Regions from separate parts of the Homo sapiens genome. Here region 2 is linked to region 1. A link is a loop called in an ENCODE intact Hi-C map of the cell type or tissue named here. Cell type or tissue: gastrocnemius medialis. All regions are shown on one strand. Links, peaks and the distances in the headings refer to the core of each region. The heading gives the core; the rest is flanking DNA.

Region 1 (2,915 bases), core at 141-2,640:
CTAAGTCAGATCTATTTTTAAAAGCACCACTTCTCTCTCTGTTCTTATGCCTGTGTTACCCAGGTTGGTTAGTAGGAATGAAACTCCTGGGGCACTCTTGGCTGAGGACTTGGCACTGGAAACATTCATGATCTGCTTATGCAGCTGGAATCTCCTCACATGCCCATATACTATTCTTTCTCAGTTCTCTACAGTAAAGGAATGGCAAAGTTATAAAAGTCAAAATCTGAAGAGGAGTGAAAACCTCCACTTAACCTTTAGTATCATCACTCCTCTTCTCAGAACTCGATCAAGATGTTATTCACAGGTAACAGTGACCTGGTTTGGATTTTCTCTTTCCTCCCTGGCTCTACATGTCTCATGGTCAAAAGAACTTGGAAGCAAAGACTTAGCCATCTACCATGGCCAAGCAAAGGAACCTGCATAACCCCCAATAGGCCTGGGCACAGTGGCTCACGCCTGTAATCGCAGCACTTTGGGAGACCGAGGCGGGCAGATCACGAGGTCAGGAGATCAAGACCATCCTGGCTAACACAGTGAAACCCCATCTGTACTAAAAAATACAAAAAAATTAGACAGGCATGTTGACGGGTGCCTGTAGTCCCAGCTACTCGGGAGGCTGAGGCAGGAGAATGGCATGAACCCGGGAGGCGGAGCTTGCAGTGAGCTGAGATCACGGAGCCAGACTCCGTCTCAAAAAAAAAAAAAATTAATAACCCCCAACCTGAATGAGAGTCCACAGGTTGGATCTGAAGTACCCAATAGTCCGTGTTCGAGGGTTCTATCCCCCTGAGCTCTCTGCTTTCTTTCTGCCCCAGAAAGGACTGCTGTCAGGTCTTTGCACGTTTGTGTGACTTTAAGTCAACATGTTTCCTCTCTCCAGGACACTTGTATTTTAAAACCTTTCTCTCCAGTATGGAATGAAATTTGTCCTTTGTTAAAGAAGCTAATGGTCCCAGGTGACAGGTTATTTTATGTATTATACCTGCCTAGGATGGCACAGTAGACATTGCCTACTAGAAAGAAGGTACTGCCACTTACAGGTTCACAGTGATATCCGGGGTGGAAGGGAGGACTCTTCCAGGAGAAAGCAAGGCATCCAGGAGGAGACCACCAAGAGGGCCTGTGTCCTTTGCAGGTTTCTGGGGGTGCAGAGTTATTCAGAAGTCTGCTGTTACCCTGACCCCATCCTCAGCAGAACTTCCTCCATCATTTCAGAAGGTAAAATGAGGCAACTAGAGCAAAGGATGAGATGGCAACTTCTGTTTTGCTTTTTTTTTTTTTTTTTTTTTTTCTGACAGGCAGTGTGTAGGGAGCTCTGTATGGGGAGTATGACTCACCAGTATTGGTCATGACTCTGGGCCCAGGATTCACAAGTGTTCCAAAATTAGCAACTGGCCGTGGTGTACACCCACAGAGCAGTTAGACATTTCCCATTGAAAACACTCAATGGGAAAGCTACAAGGATAAAGGGAAGGTTAAAAGAGCTGTAGATTATTACAGCTCTTCTAGTTAGCCTACGGAATATCTTCCTCTCTGCTTGTCCATTTATATTTCTCATTCTCTTTCTGGAGAACACATTCCTCTTTGCTTCAGCATTTAGTACTTGTTCATTCATCCATTTAGGAATTTTTTTTAATTGAACATCTTCCCTGTGTCTAGCACCGTTCTGGGTGTGAGGGAGGCATCAGAAATAAAGCAGTCCTTAGTCTCCTGGAGTTCATGGTTCAGTGGGCCAACCTTGGGCAAGTGACCTAATCTCTTAAAATTTCCTCATTTGTGAAATAGGCATAATAGGCCAGGAGCGGTGGCTCACGCCTGTAATCTCAGCACTTTGGGAGGCCAAGGCAGGTGGATCACCTGAGCTCAGGAGTTCGAGACTAGCCTGGCCAACATGGTGAAACCCTGTCTCTACGAAAAATACAAAAATTAGCCAGATGTGGTGGCACGCACCTGTTAATCCCAGCTACTTGGGAGGCTGAGGCAGGAGACTTGCTTGAACCCGGGAGGCAGAGGTTGCAGTGAGCCGAGATTGAGCCATTGTACTCCAGCTTGGGCAACAAGAGCAAAACTCTGTCTCAAAAAAAAAAAAAAAAAAAAAGAAAGAAAGAACGAAAAAAAAGAAATAGACATAATAATGTACCTGATTCATTGTATATATACAATGTATATATAGCACTCATCAGAGTGCCTGATGCTTAGCCGACATTTAATCAATGTAAGTTGTTAGCTTCTGTTGAGAAACTGGTGTGGGACTAAGATGATTGTTGTCCTGATTTGCCTGTTGGTGTCATAGTCAGATCTTCACCCTGGGAACTTAGGGCCTCAACAGTACCATGGCTGGGAACTTAGCTACAGTGGGGAGGGACCCAGAGATGCTGAGCTTAGTATATGCCTCCACTCCATTGGTCAAACTCGCTCAATCTAAAAGGAGCTGGGTAATCAGTGAGTGCTTGGTGGTGGTAATAAAGAATCTGTCTACGGTGTAATTCAATTTTGTAGTCGTTATCTTTTCCATTTTAGTGTAGGGACCCACCCAATCAGACAGCTGCACAATGAAAATAAAGGCTGGGAATGCCAGGGTGTGTCACTGGTTGTAGTCCCACGCTAGCAAGGGGAAAGTCAGGTTGCAAAACCAGCGCTGCCTGCCTTCAGTGGAGAAACCATGTAACCTCCCAGGCCTGCAGCTTCCCTAGGCCTCAGTTCCTTCCCTGGGCATCCTCCTTGGTGAGGTTTCTGGATCCCTGCAGGCACTGGTAGTTTTTGGTTTGGGTGCTCATATAAAACTCCTTACAAGTCTGTTAACACAATCTTATCTTACTGTCATTATTTGCATGTTAGTTCCTTAATAGGTCCTATTTCTTTCTGTCTTCCTGATGACCCTTCCAAGAGCTCCTTTAGGTTTGGAAAAGGCA
Region 2 (2,915 bases), core at 186-2,685, 120 kb before region 1:
TTTGAGACCAGCCTGGCCAACATGGTGAAACCCCCGTCTCTACTAAAAATACAAAAATTAGCCGGGCATGGTGATGCGCACCTGTAATCCCAGCTACTCAGGAGGCTGAGGCAGGAGAATCACTTGAACCCGGGAGGCAGAGGTTGCAGTGAGCCAAGATCACCCCACTGCACTCCAGCCTGGGCGACAGAGCAAGACTCCATCTCAAAAAAGAAAAAAAAAGAAATATACATACGTCCAATTAAGAGTGAACTGGGGATGATTTAAAAGATTGCTAGCTGCAGCAGAAGCTCTGATGAAAGTCAGCAAACTTTCCACAGAGCTCTTAAGAAGAGAACAGTATAAATGTGTCACCCAGATACCATAATCTTGACTCTGCTATCTACTGATCCTGTGACCTTATGCAAGTTACTTCATTTCTCTGAGCCCCAGTGTCCTCACTGAAAAACAGGAAAGGTGATAACAGTGCTTTCTCTGTTGTCATCGGAGGATTAAATAAATTACTATATATGTAAGGTGCCTAGGCAAGTGTCAGTCGTGTACTACATTTTAACTTTTTATGATTATCCTGGGGGTGCTAAAGTCCCTACCTTGAAGTGCAAATGGTGGGGAAGACAGTCAGACACACATGGTCTTAATGGAATGGGTTGTTGAAGGCTCCAACACCACAGAGAGCTTGTACGTTTTCAGCTGCACTCAGCAATCTGGGAGCAGAGCCAAAGAAAACTGAGGTAGGGATTACCCAAGGTGGGAAGTCAGCACAGGCGACCCAGGGAAGAGTGAAAGTATGCGGGACCCATGGGCACCCTGGAAACGGCAGGCCAAGGGATCCAGGCTGGATGTGGAGGGTGCAAGAGATTCTGGGAAGGGTGAGCAGGTGAGGAAGAATTACCTGAAGCAGACAGGTAGAAAGAAGCTAAGATGTTTGTGGTCAGAGTAGGGTTGTAAGAATTTGGTATGATATGGGCCATTCTGATGCCCATGTCCAAAGTATATTTGTTACAGTGAATGACAGGTTGGGCAGATGTTATTTGTAGGTTTTAGAAAACAATAGTGAAGCTAAGATACCAGAAAAGTAAAAAAACAGGTGACAGAAGAGGAAGTTGTCATGAAAGCTACAAGGCAGGTGTTAAGCCACTGAGGAGGGCAAGAGAATGTGCTGGACACCAGCGAACAGTTGAGTGGACTGAGCCAGCAGTAAAACAGGATGATGTGCCCAAGAAGGGTGGGGAAGCCGGGGTCTGGAGAAGCTGGGGTCAGGAGGTTGGAGAATGTCAGCCTGTTCTGACCCTGAGGAAGAGAGATGGGGCCTGGTGGCAGGCCAGGTTTTCATTTAGGATGAGAAGGGGGAAGGAGTGTGTGTGAAAAGAATGGAGGAGGTAAGGAAAGGGTGTTCACCAGATAGCTGGTGCTGTACAGCCCAGGGGCACAGAGACACCTGCAAAAGCCCAGGGATAGTTAGCAGCAAAACGCTGTCCTGGATTACTGCCCTGCCAGGAAGTGAGAGTGAGAGGCCAGGTTATGTCCCCACATAGCCCTGCCAGGGCCCTCCACTGCAGTGCAAGAGACAGGCTTGCAGGACTCAGCCCGAGAAAGAATCTGGGCTCCTGAGTCAAAGCAGCATCCTATTTCTGCTACATTCAGCCTGCTGAGTAATGGCTCCAAAGGCAATGCCAGCAGCTCACAGGGCACAAGGGGAAAGTGAGAAGCAGGGCCTGGCACCTTATTTTTGGAGCTGCTGTCAAAGGCCCAGCCCTCTGGTTCTGTGTGCCTGACACTCAGCGACAGCTCTCAGTGTGAGCTTGGATAACCAGCCCTGCAGGCACTGGCTGAGGTGCCCAGAGAGGCAGGCCCTGTGAGAAAGACGAGTTATGTGACTTCACCGAAGACAGGGAGAATGGAGTCTTTACTTCTTAAAGGAGTTCTTACTTCTTGAAGGAGTCAATCTCATTGGTCATCCCAGCTGGGCTAGTGCCTCAGCCTGAAGTCCCTTAGGAGTGAGCCTTGTATTCTTTCGCTGCTCACTTGTTCTTTGAAAATTACCTAAAATGATGGTGACATGCGGAACACACACAAACTTGAGGTGTTTGTTAAAGTGAGCAGTTTGAGCTAGAGTGGACTTTGAGCTGGTTTCCAAAGGCAGGGATGCCACTCACACTCTCCCAGCCAGTCCTCCATGTGTCCCCAGTGATGCTCCTGGCTACAGCTAGGGCTCAGTCTAATGTGAAAACAGAGTGACATTAGTTGTCGCATAATCACAAAGGTCAAACTTGTGATCCTTTGAGCACAGTGCTCTGGAAACTTGAGCTAACTGGCCCTGAGAACCTTTGAGACCAGCCTTTGGGTTAATTTCTGCTAAACAGATAGAACCAGACTCAGCCCTGGGGATACTCATGGCTCTTGGATAGTAGATCTGGTTCCCTTAAATCTCCAGTCTTCCTTAGACCCATCCAGATCCCCCAAGTCTGGGCTCTAGGTGAGTAGCCATTAATATCTTAATTTCCTATATGCTGACCCACCTTTTTCTTTAAAAGTATATCCTATTGATTCCTTGGGATTTTTTCTTAGGAATTCAATTTCTCTCATATTAAATATGCTTATGAAATAAAGGAATTGGGGCCAGAAACAGTGGCTCACGCCTGTAATCCCAACACTTTGGGAGGCCAAGGCAGGTGGATCACCTGCAGTCGGGAGTTCGAGACCAACATGGAAAAACCCCGTCTCTACTAAAAATACAGAATTAGCCAGGCGTGGTGGCGCATGCCTGTAATCCCAGCTACTCCGGTGGCTGAGGCAGGAGAATTGATTAAAACCAGGAGTAAGAGGTTGCGGTGAGCCAAGATTGCGCCATTGCACTCCAGCCTGGGCAACAAGAGCGAAACTCCGTCTCAAAATAAATAAATAAATAAGTAAAG

What was found. A loop is a pair of places that touch in the nucleus more often than their neighbours do. Peaks named below come from ENCODE experiments on the same cell type or tissue, not always from the same donor. Only the 100,000 strongest peaks of a DNase experiment are listed, where the experiment ranks them.
Region 2: a loop joins it to region 1, with 2.3 times the contacts of the local background. A loop is called at or near these places in 3 of 110 quality-filtered maps.

The regions. Positions count from the first base shown.
Region 1 is chr1:212,233,462-212,236,376 of GRCh38, forward strand. The region is part of intron 2 of LINC02608 (long intergenic non-protein coding RNA 2608); the gene reads right to left. Among named protein-coding and RNA genes, the nearest start is that of LINC02608, 50 kb to the right of the region's middle. In gastrocnemius medialis, for the core only: no CTCF peak of the experiment used is centred there; a DNase peak (open chromatin) is centred at 1,370; H3K27ac peaks cover 2,500 bases.
Region 2 is chr1:212,117,934-212,120,848 of GRCh38, forward strand. No RefSeq gene overlaps it. Among named protein-coding and RNA genes, the nearest start is that of MIR3122, 42 kb to the left of the region's middle. In gastrocnemius medialis, for the core only: no CTCF peak of the experiment used is centred there; a DNase peak (open chromatin) is centred at 1,648; H3K27ac peaks cover 2,272 bases.